Linked DNA regions of Homo sapiens: region 2 is linked to region 1. The links are chromatin loops, found by intact Hi-C in ENCODE. Cell type or tissue: dorsolateral prefrontal cortex. All regions are shown on one strand. Links, peaks and the distances in the headings refer to the core of each region. The heading gives the core; the rest is flanking DNA.

Evidence for each region. A loop is a pair of places that touch in the nucleus more often than their neighbours do. Peaks named below come from ENCODE experiments on the same cell type or tissue, not always from the same donor. Only the 100,000 strongest peaks of a DNase experiment are listed, where the experiment ranks them.
Region 2: a loop joins it to region 1, with 11 times the contacts of the local background. A loop is called at or near these places in 1 of 110 quality-filtered maps.

Annotation. Positions count from the first base shown.
Region 1 is chr12:2,781,173-2,787,192 of GRCh38, forward strand. The region is part of intron 2 of ITFG2-AS1 (ITFG2 antisense RNA 1); the gene reads right to left. It also overlaps the pseudogene RPL23AP14. Among named protein-coding and RNA genes, the nearest start is that of FKBP4, 11 kb to the right of the region's middle. RefSeq lists an enhancer at 2,255-2,756. In dorsolateral prefrontal cortex, for the core only: CTCF peaks have their summits at 3,032 (motif pointing left) and 3,239; a DNase peak (open chromatin) is centred at 2,989; H3K4me3 peaks cover 1,689 bases; H3K27ac peaks cover 1,365 bases.
Region 2 is chr12:2,392,682-2,398,701 of GRCh38, forward strand. All of the region lies in intron 3 of CACNA1C (calcium voltage-gated channel subunit alpha1 C), which reads left to right. Among named protein-coding and RNA genes, the nearest start is that of CACNA1C-IT3, 130 kb to the left of the region's middle. In dorsolateral prefrontal cortex, for the core only: a CTCF peak has its summit at 2,888; a DNase peak (open chromatin) is centred at 2,884.

The DNA of each region.
Region 1 (6,020 bases), core at 721-5,720:
AATTTAATTGTAAAATTAAAAGGACAAATATTTAAAGCATGCCAGGCACACCTGACCTTAGTGCCAGGAACTGGAGTGCTTGAAGTAGCTGCAGACAGATTAGCAGCTAGTAACCCATTAAAATGGATAAAATCTCATTCCAGTAAACCCACAACCTTCCAGCGTGGGCCTCATGGCCATCACAAATATGTCACAGTGCTGCAGAGATTTTGTTTATGGCCAGTTCTGGGGCCAGTTTATGGCCAGATTTTGGGGCCTGTTCCCAACACTTCATCATGTTGGTCAGGCTGGTCTCAAACTCCTAGCTTCACGACCCGCTCTCCTTGGCCTCCCAAGTGCTGACGTGAGCCACTGTGCCTGGCCTAAGAACATACATGAATGTCCAATAAGCACATTAAAAAGCGCTCAACATCTCTAGTCACTAGGAAAATGTAAATTGATCCACAATGAGATGTCACTTCACACCCACTAGAACGACTATAACCAATCAGCAGATAACAGCGAGTGTTGGAGAGGATGTGGAGAAATCAAAATCCTCATACACTGCCAGTGAAAATACAAAATGGTGCAGGCTGGGCGCAATGGCTCACACCTGTAATCCCAGCACTTTGGGAGACCGAGGTGGGTGGATCAAGAGTTCGAGACCAGCCTGGGTCAGGAGTTTGAGACCAGCCTGACCAACATGGTGAAACCCTGTCTCTACTAAAAATACAAAATTACTTTTTCACAAGATGGCACTGAAAGCAGAGAAGGAAGCTCCTGCCACTCCTAAAGCCAAAGCCAAGGCTTTGAAGGCCAAGAAGGCAGTGTTGAAAGGTGTCCACAGCCACAAAAAACAGAAGATCTACATGTCACCAACCTTCCAGTGGCCCAAGACACTGCGACTCCAGAGGCAACCCAAAGATCCTCGGAAGAGCACCCCCAGGAGAAATGAGCTTGACCACTATGCTGTCATTAAGTTTCTGCTGACCACTGAGCCGGCCATGAAGAAGATAGAAGACAACAACAACATGCTTGTGTTCATTAAGGACGTTAAAGCCAACAAGCACCAAATCAAACAGGCTGTGAAGAAGCTCTATAACATTGACGTGGCCCAATTCAACACCCTGATTCGGCCTGATGGAGAGAAGAAGGCGTATGTTCAGCCATCTCCTGATTATGATGCTTTGGATGTTGCCAACAAAATTGGGATCATCTAAACTGAGTCCAGCTGGCTAATTCTAAATATATGTATATCTTTTCACCATAAAAAAATACAAAATTAGCCGGGTGCAGTGGCACATGCCTGTAATCCCAGCCACTTGGGAGGCTGAGGCAGGAGAATCACTTGAATCCGGGAGGCAGAGGTTGCACTGAGCCGAGATTGCACCATTGCACTCCAGCCTGGGCAACAAGAGTGAAACTCCGCCTCTAAATAAATAAATAAACAAATAAAATGGTGCAGCCACTTTTTTGGAAGATAGTATGACAGTTTCTCAAAATGTTAAAAACAGAATTGCCTTAAACCCAGCAACTTCACTTCTAAGTATGTACCCAGGGAAGATGAAAATGTATGTCCACACAAAGGCTTGTATGTGAATGTTCATGGCAGCACCATTCACAAGAACCAAAAGGTCAAGACAACCCAAATGCCCATCAACGGGCAAAGGGATTAAAACATGGAACATACAATGGAATACTGTTCAGCAATCAAAAGGAAGTTCTGGTGCATGCTACTACATTGATCAACCTCAACAATGCAATGCTTCATGAAAGAAGCCAGATGCAAAAGAACTCACATTGCCTGATTCAGTTTATATGAAATATCCAGAACAGCCTAATATAGAGACAGAAAGTAGACAACTTGTTGCCTAGGGCTGGGGATGAGAATGAAAAGTAACTCTGATGGGCACAAGTTTCTTTCTGGGATGATAGAATGTTCCAGAAGTAGATTTTGGTGATGGTTGCACAATTCTGTAAATATACCAAATATACTAAAAATCATTGAACTGGACCAGTGTGGTGGTTCACATCATCAATCTCAGCACTTTGGGAGGCTGAGGCAGGAGGGTCACTTGAGCCTAGTAGTTTGAGACCAGCCTTGGCAACATAGGGAGACCCCATCTTTCCAAATAATTGAGAAATTTGTTGGGCATGGTGACACACGCCTGTAGTCCCAGCTATTCCGTAGGCTGAGGCAGGAGGATGGCCTGAGCCCAGGAGGTCTCAGGTCTTAGCATGGCCAAGGAGGACAGCCCTCCGTGATCCTCCCCCTTTCTGAGATCCTCCTCCTGCCCCCAGTGCTCTGTGTTCAAACCTGAGCGCACCCTGTAGCATCACACTCAGCCCCGACTCCCCTGCCTGGGGTGCCCTGCCTGGCCTAGGAACCGGAAAAACCTACCCGCTTCCAAGACTCAGCTCAAGCACCTCTTCCTGCTGGCTGTGTGGGGTATAGTTTGTTTGATTGATTGTTTTCAGACAGAGTCTAGCTCTGTCACTCAGGCTGGAGTGCAGTGGCGCGATCTCAGCTCACTGCAACCTCTGCCTCCAGGATTCAAGTGATTCTCGTGCCTCAGCCTCCCGAGCAGCCTGTAGGCACCAGCCACCACATCCAGCTAATCTTTGTATTTTTAGTAGCTACGGGGTTTCACCATGTTGGCCAAACTGATCTCGAACTCCTTACCTCAAGTGATCCGCCGGCCTCGGCCTCCCAAAGTGCTGGGATTACAGGCGTGAGCCACTGCGACTGGCCTCTGCTGAGTGTTTTCTGATACCCCTCCTGGGAACCCCACACTCCCCTGAAGAGCCTTCTGCCCCAGCGCCTCGCCCCGCTGGTCCTGTATGTTTCCATGGCTGCCTCGCCCTCTTAGACCACAGCCTCCTGCAAAGTAGGGCCCCGTATCTCAGTTGGCTTTGCGCTCCCAGTGCCTGGCACAGAGCCTGGCTCCCATGAGCACTCAACGACCCTTGAAAATTGACCGGAATCCCGGACAGCGCCGAGGTAGCGCGGGGAACGGGAGCGTGATCTGCTGCCCTCTCCTGGCAATGTGAAGCATTGTCCTAAGCACAGACACTTCCCTCTCCGCTGTACAAAAACAACTGCAGGATCGGGAAGCTGGAAAAGGAGCTGATGGAGGATGGGGGATATGGATGCTGTCTAAGAGACAAACTGGATTGAGGGGTTGCTGAGACTCTGCCATCTCCCACACTTTTCCCACGTTCGTGGACGCAGGGGCGAGGTGAGTGCTTTCAAAGGAGGATGCATCCTCAGAGAGGCTCTCGCTCCCCCCATCAAACCCTATACTCTTGGATGAGATCTCGCTTGTCAATATATGCGGTTGCCATGTTGTAACTATCACTGCACCTTTAATTCACTTCAGTGAGCGATCACTGAGTTTTTTCCACCATTGTTGTAAAATTTGTTTTGCTCTTGTGTGTAAAAAGACTGTGAATTTAACCACTGGCTTCTCCTGATATTAACTCGGCTTTCTACGGCTGGGAGGTTGTCTCTGACATTCTGGGTTTCTCAGCCTTCTGTCAAAATCCAAATACAGTCAGTCCGCAGTATACGTGGGGGACTGGCTCCAGGACCCTCCCTTGAAGATACTAACATCACAGGTGCTCAAGCCCCTGATACAGAATGGCACAGCGTTTGCAGACAACCTATGCACACCCTGCAAGCTCTTTCTTTCTTTTTGAAGGAATATAAAACTATTTATTGACCACTGTTCACCAGTATTTACAATAAATTAAACAATATATAGTCGAATAACATTCTGCTTGCTACAGAGTTGTTTTTCCTGGCTTTTGCTGAACCAGTAAAGAAAATAGTCTACATGTAAGGAATGAGTCGGGGTGTGGTAGCACTCCTCACACGGGGACACCAGCTGCAGGGGGTCTGTCCTTTGCAGACCTCTGACCCAGTGACAGATGAATGAAGTACACTGACACTCAGATATTCTGCTTTGCCAGTCCAGCTGAGTGTCTCCGAGCCGCTTACAGACTCCAGCAGAGTCCTGTAAACAGTTGCGACTCAGCCCTGACCAGCTAGTGAGACTCACATTTATTGGTAAAGATTTATTGACAAAAGACTTGAGTCAATACCACTAGAGGGTAATTGACATTGTGGACTTCCCAAGTAGAAAGCACTTAAGCACCCACCGTACATCAAAGGTTAATCTTAAGACCATATGAGTAAACAAGCTAGCTAGATAACTTCCCCACATTCTTTTGTTACTACTTTAATCTATTTAACTAAAGGTAAAGGGACCAGGCTGCCTTTAGCCAGATCTATTACCAAAATTATGCAAACTTCTCGGCCTTCCAAGAAGATTTCTGTCTATCTCTATAACAATCCCTAATATTTTTCCCACCAGCCTGACTGAATCTCTACATTGGGGTAAAGAAGAAACATACAGGTCAATAGTTGAGATTACCAAAGGTTGTTCACACATTTATGGCAGCAGGTCCTAGACTGCCAATACCTCTAACCATCTCACTAGGTTTCTATGAGCCAAGTCTTACATATTCCATGAATCATGACTTTAAGTCAATATAGCAACAGAGATTTCAAAATGTTTTTAAGGAATGGCCCACTGGAGAAACTGTCACATGTTCACTTAACTCAGTTTTGTTTAGCTAATTAAAACACACCGGGATGTGTCTTGTTTCCTCATCTGGATGGGGAAACCTCCAGTGATGGCAGTGATAAAATTTTTCCATTTAGGAATTTTGCAAACAAACCACTTCATTTATAGACATAGATGCTTTAAAATTAGCCGATTTAAATTGTCCTATTAAGTAGAATTACTTATTTCCCTTGAAATGTATGGCTTCAGGAAGCTTTTCACTTTAACTTGAAGTGATCATCTCGTAGCTTGCTTAGAATAATGGCATCTCAAAAACATGGGTTTGCCTGTGGCTTTTGTTTCGGTGAATTTTTTTTAAGAAAACATTTACATGTGCATTTTATGTATACACACACAAAATAAATAAATAAATAAATAAAAATCTAGATGGTCCTTAGGCTTATAAGAAAACAAGTTTGGCCAGGTGCAGGGGCTCATGCCTGTAATCCCAACACTTTGGGAGGCCGAGGCGGGCGGATCACCTGAGGTGAGGAGTTCAAGACCAGCCTGACCAACATGGGGAAACCTCATCTCTACTAAAAATACAAAAATTAGCTGGGCATGGTGGCACATGCCTGTAACCCCAGCTACTTGGGAGGCTGAGGCAGGAGAATTGCTTGAACCCAGGAGGCAGAGGTTGCAATGAGCCGAGATCACGCCATTGCACTTCAGCCTGGGCAACAAAAGCGAAACTCTGTCTCAAAAAAAAAAAAAAAAACACAAGTTCTGATGGAGTAATGGAGTAATGACTGAAAATTTCCCCCAACATATAGAAAAGCTGTTCTTTAATGCAGAAGAAATAATACACCATGGTATCAAATGTTCTTTTCTAATAAAGGAAGTAACTACAGAAATCTTTTATTTATTTGTTCAAAGTAACCAGTATTACTGATGAAAAAAAAACCCCAACAACTCTTCCAACACTACTTTCAAAACAAACATATCAAACTTGATTTTCATTAGAATGTAGTTATTTTGTCACATTAGTAAATCAAAAAGCAAGACCCAAATGTTATATATATATATATATATATACACACACATATATATATACACATATATATACACATATATATATACACATATATATACACATATATATACACATATATATATATACACATATATATATTTTTTAACGTGAACAATTATTGAGTTTCATCTTCTGGACAAAAATGCCAAGTTAGTCTCTCTTCATAAAAAGCAATTACTGGCCAGGCATAGTGGCTCACGCCTGTAATCCCAACACTGTGGGAGGCTGAGGCGGGCTGATCGCTTGAGGCCAGGAGTTTGAGACCAGCCAACCCAACATGGTGAAACCCCATCTCTACCAAAAACACAAAAATTAGCCGGGCGTGGTGGCGAGCACCTGTAATCCCAGCTACTTGGGAGGCTGAGGCAGGAGAATCACTT
Region 2 (6,020 bases), core at 406-5,405, 390 kb before region 1:
ATACAGCGGGACCTGAACTTGGGCTGGAGGAATGTTGCTGATGCCCAGGTGGGAGGCAGAGGATTGTACCTGAGAACTTTTCCTGTGGCCTTTACCTGGGGGAGGAGAGCATGTTGGCAGAATGTTCTCAGGGCTGGCCCCATCGCACATGGATGTGTTCATGGATGAGTTCAGCAGAAGTATGGCAGCTAGGGAGCTTTTCTTTATGTCCATCTGGGCTTTGCTATTTGGCTGAAATTCCTGGACCAATCCTTGTGTCCGTAAGAACCCTGTGTCCTTACCTTGTGTAGACTGTTGACTACTGTTAACCCTCTAGTATTAGCACAGCAAAGTACTGTCGTGCACTTCAAGCCCCTGTACAAACACATGCCCCTCAGCCAGACCTCACCCTGGGAGCTGCTCCGGAGTCAACAGCCCTTGAAAGTGCACTGTCCTGCCTCGTAGCTGGAAGCTAAGGCTGCAGCTTCATCTCCCATGGAAACCTGGGCTCACTAGGAGGGGCAAGGCCTCCAGACCACTGTCTTACCATAGAAGCCGCCTAGCAAACTGCAAACCAAGCAGAAAATGCAGGCTGGGCTGAGGAGGCCTCTAACTGATCACCAGCCAAGCAGAGAAGGGGTGAGTGGCATGTGAATGACTGCTAGCTCTAGGCCTGGACCATGGATTCAAACCCTGCTGGCTGGCCCTCCACCATCTCCTGCTCCAGTGAAGACTGTGGCATCCATTAGTGAGGCTAGAGTACACGCTTCTGACTGTGGAATCCTTCTCATTTTCTGGCTCTGCCATCCACTAGCTGTGTAACTTTGGGCAAGTGTGGCCTGACAGCCGAAAGCTTACCCCCACTCCTTGCTAGCTATATAGCTGAGGGCAAGCCATAGAACTTCTCCGAGCCTCTGTTTCTAGTCTGCAAAAGAGGATAAAAATACTTACTGTGCAGGTTGTTGCAGAGATGAAATGATGTTTATCAAATGCCTAACACAAAGGTTCTGTAGATGCTGCTTCTCTATTCTCTCTGGTTTAAATCCTTGGCAGGTACTCGTTTTCTTACTAAGAAGGTTATAAGATCAAAATTTCTTATTTTAGGGAAGTAAAACTCAGGAAAGGGTTTACATCTCTGAATTAGGCTGAAAAGGGACACTGGGGATTGGTCGTGGAGGCTCACTCCTGTAATTCCAGCACTTTGGGAGGCTAAGGTGGGAGGATCATGGGAGGCTAGGAGTTCAAGACCAGCCCGGGCAACATAGCCAGATCCCATCTCTACATGTCTACAAAAATTAATATAAAAATTACCTGTGTCATGGGCCTGTAGTCCCAGCTACAGGCTAAAGCAGGAGGATCTCTTGAGCCTAGGAGGTCGAGGCTGCAGTGAGCTATGATTGTGCCACTGCACTGCAGCCTGGGCAACAGAGCAAGACCCTGTCTCTAAACAAAAAAAAAAAAAAAAGGAAAAGGAGGGACACTGGAGAAGAAGCTCCACAATTTTCCAAGGTGCCAGGGTGAACCAGCACGGGCCAGGCGGAGGCCTGTCGTCTGCACTCCCACATGGCCCTCCTCCTACTCCTGATGTGGCTTCTCTCTGGTATGGACGCAGGAGCTGGTCCCTGGCCCACAGGAGAAACTTGGACACAGCCATGATAAACGCAGGCTTTATAATCCAAGAGCTTGAAAAGATAAGAGTGACTAATAAATAAAAATTTCTCCATTTCTTCATGCTTGATTTTCAAGGGAAGATGTAGAATAAATTTGAGCCACCTTCCCCTGCAAGTATACCTTTAAATATTAAATATTTTACTTAATTATAAAATCCCCTGCTGTCTGGAGAGAATGGCCACCTTCTCTCCTTAGTGGAAACGATGTCATCGCATTTACTGAGTTTGTGAATGTAAAGTGTTTTCAGACTGTAAAACCCTGGATGGGGTTCTGGAAGGCCTCCTCTCTGGGCCCATCCAAAGGGGTCTTCAGAAGTGCATTGGTGACAAGAATGGCATCAAGTAGGAAGGGCCCCAGGTGTAGAGGGATGGGCAGTGGACACCTCTGTCAGGAAGAGTCTTCCTTATCCAGGGCTATCAGGATCAGGAGCTAGAGCCCACGTTTGGAGAAAACACAAGAAGTAGTACCAACCCAGTGAGTCTCGGGTAAGAAATTGGAGTGGTTTGGTTTCCCATCTCTAACTTGGCCAGATGTACCATAAGCTGTATCTGCAAAGCCAGTGTAAGGCTAGACTTAAGTTCAATTAGGATCCAAATTCTTCACTGTCAACTTGTCTAAGTTTTTGTTTATTTCACTTAGTTTCCTAGTGAAATTTTCATTTGAAAATTCCCAGCCTTATTTATTTATTTATTTACTTATTTTAATAGAGACAGGATCTCACTCTGTTGCCCAGGCTGGAGTGTAGTAGCACAGTCATAGCTCACTGCAGCCTCGACCTCCCAGGCTCAAATGATTTCCTGCCTCAGCCTCCAGAGTAGCTGGGACTACAGGCAGGAAGCACTGTGCCTGCACTCCAGCCTTCTTTTCTTTTCTCTAGCTTTTTTTTTTTTTTTTTTTAAATATTTGAGACAGAGTCTTGCTTTGTTGCCCAGGCTGAAGTGCAATGACATGATCTCAGCTCATTGCAACCTCCGCCTTCTTGGTTGAAGAGATTCCCCTGCCTCAGCCTCCCAAGTAGCTGGAAACACAGGTGTGCACCACCATGCTCAGCTAATTCTTGTATTTTTAGTAAAGATGGGGTTTTGCCATGTTGACCAGGCTGGTCTCGAACTCCTGGCCTCATGTGATCCATCCACCTTGGCCTCTCAAAGTGACCAGCCTTATTTTAACTGAATAAAGGGAAAGGGGCTTTTTTTTTCATGACCCTGAAGACAGAGGGACTCAGTGCGCCCCCAGTGGCCAGAGGCTGTAGTTACAGGGAAAGCAAGTCGGGTCCCTCTGAGCCTCTGGAAGAGCCAAGTGGCTGGCTGCTGGAACCATCCAGGAGAAACCAGATTTTCCAGGCTAGAGCTGTTTCCTTTTTCCAGTCTGAGGCTTCCCATGTATTCCTTTCAACGCAGCACCTCTATGTGCATCCCTGAACCCTATGATCTGAGAAAAGGTAGCCGAACCCCCGACTTTCTCTTTTGCATTGACATTAGCACAGATCTGAGCCACATGAGTAGTTGCTCATACCATTATCTGCCTTTGGTTGAGAAATTAGAAGGTGCTAGGCACAAACACACGTCATCTTATTTAATCTTTACAAGCCAGGATCCGGTACTAGGGTCCCCAGTGTTCAGAGGGATTAATTTGTCAAGATCTCACAGTGAGTAGATTCCAGTCTACCTCACTGGAGCCTGGTGCCCGTCCCCATGGTCTGCACTCCTGGTGTTGAACCTCAGCAGGGGCTGTCCCTGGCCTGCTGAAACAGTTCAGCTGACCAGGAAGTGTGTGTGCGTGGTGTCTTTTGTACAGTCTCAGCCCCTGGGTCTGACACTCTGATGGTCTTTTAGGGTGCTGGGTTATTTCCTGGGGTTCTATCTGTGCCAAGTTGTGTATCTTTCAGTGACACACATCTGTTCAAGCCTTCTGAGTTGGGGAGCAACAGAAAGAGGTGAAGAGAGAAAGCACTCTGGGAAACATGGAAATATTTTTGCAGCCTGATTGTCTCTGCATGCAACACTAGCAAAGCTGTTTCTGCTCCCTTTCGGTGTCCGAGTCAAGGGGACGAAGAGGCCTGCCCAAGAAGAAGAGGGATGATTTTTCTCTTTCTGTGGTTGGGGGCAGAAAGGCGATCCGGCTGCCCAAGTGGTTCAGGTCAGGCTTAACTCGGTCTGTGGCCTCTGGCCTGGGGAATGTGCTGAGCTTTGATTCAGCTAAGCAGTGGCTTGTTGCCCAGGCCTGTGGTCCTCCAAAACACCAGCTGAGGATCCCAAAACTTAGGGCCCTTGTGAACAGGGTGAGTTGTTGTCACCAGGACTTGCCTTGTCACCACCTATTACATTTTCTGGGGACCCAGCAGCCCCTGGCCTATGGCCACACAGCAGGCGCCTCTTGGCCAAGAGCTCTGGCATGAAGCTAGGCCTCTCCAACTATTTAATGTTTCATTAGCGGTTTTCTAAAGGCATGGGGCCAAGCCTGGCCGAGCCACACCATTCAGAAGTACGTGAACACTTCATAAAACCAAACTGTTGAAGGATCCCAAACCCAGGAATCTGGTCACTTGGAGTCCAGGCTGGAGGCCCAGGGCAGGCTGCTGCACTGTCTCAGCTCTTTCTTGGTCTGGATACTTCTGGGCCACACATCTGTCTCTCAAACTGTTTAGCCTGTTAGTAGTTCTAAACTAACTTCTAAATAGTTTATATTTGGGGTTCACCAACCTGTTTTCATATCTGATGAAAGCTTTGGACTTGCCCCAGAAAGAGACATCCATGCACATATGTACAACATTGTGCTTAGAATTGCAAGGTATTCACAAGCCACACTCTAAAGATCATCAGTGGATCCAAGTGGAGAACCCCTGTGCTAAACCACACTTGCTTCCACACTTAAACTCTGGGGACTGTGGAGTGTTATCCATCAAGAAGAGTAAACAGGTATTGGGTTTTGTTTTGTTTGGCTTTTTGCTTGTGTCTTGGATTTTGAATCGAAGTCCTTGAGTGGTAGAATGGGGGCTAGATCATTAGAATCACTCCAGACTTCACAGGTAAGAGTGGGAGCTCAGTTGAGTGACAGGCCCATCCCAGACACAAAGTCACTCCAGGGCAATTATTCAGAGCCCCCAGGAGCTTTCACGCTCTAGGAGCAAGTCAGGTAAGCAGCAGCAACACACGTGCCGCGGAGGCGGCACCTACATTCAGACTCTCATTGCTCTTGATTGACTGGGTGGCCCTGGACCAGTCCAGAGTCCACGGCTCTGGAAATGGTAATCAGGCTTGTGGTTGCAGGGGAATTTATGTGTACCAAGTGACTGGCACAAAACAGAGGCCCAATACACTCAATGCTGGCAGATGATAGACACAGTGGAGCAGCAAAGCTGGTGAGGATGGAAACACCCCATCACCTGTGAGTGGGATTAGAGCGTCTGCAGAGGGCATCCTGCTGGCTTCCCAAGCCATGAGCCTTCTGATAAATCTTACTGCTCTGTCAGAGCCTCTGATTTAGGGGTAGGGAGGGGCAGTCAGGAGAAAGCATAGTTAGCTCTCGGGCAGCTAGCTGTGGCAGACAGCGTGCTTTGTCCCTCAGATGAGTCACAACAAGCGCCCTTGGCAGGCAGGAAGGACTTTGAAGTGTGGTGCCCCAAAGGGCTGGTCCAGGAGGCCCCTGCCTAGCCCCTGGGCCTGTCACTCCTGAATCTCCATCACTGGCCCGAGGGCAGGCCCAGGCTTGAAATAAACTCAGGCCAAGCTGGAGGCGCAATTAGAAGGAAGAGAGCCATTTGGCTTTTTCCAAAAGGTAAGAAGGAGGACTTCTCATTTTTGTGCTTTAAATATCAATGCACTCTTTTGATGCCATTATTTGCATTTTCTGAGTTCCACTGTTCTTGGGCAAAATCCAATAGCCCAGCTCTGAAGGCCTCTTCCACATACGTGCCCCTCCCCTGGAGAATCCCTCACACCTTCTTTGAGCTACCAGGCCAAGAAAATTGTATTGAGCTTTACCTCGTGAAGTTTGCATTTTAAAAGCAAGATGTGTTTTTTCATCTCTAAATATAAAGTTTTCACATTGAATAAGCTTTTCCAAACTATATGCCCTTCATCTGGATACTCTGTGGAAGCAAAGGGCAGCATGGCTGGGTGGTGCTGAGTCGGGCAGAGCTCTGGTCTGTGCATCGGGAGACTGGCCACTCACCAGATGACTTCTGGGAGCCACCATTCCTTATCTGAAAGCTGGACAGCTGGGGGCCTCCATACCTTACATCCTGCCCACCTTCCACAGAGTTGTCATCATTGACTGAGTTATGTCTAGAGAAGCACTTTGAAATGCTTCTCCAGCATTCCAGGTCAGAACAGGGTGGCCTACCCCACCCAAAGCTGCAGAAAGAGAGG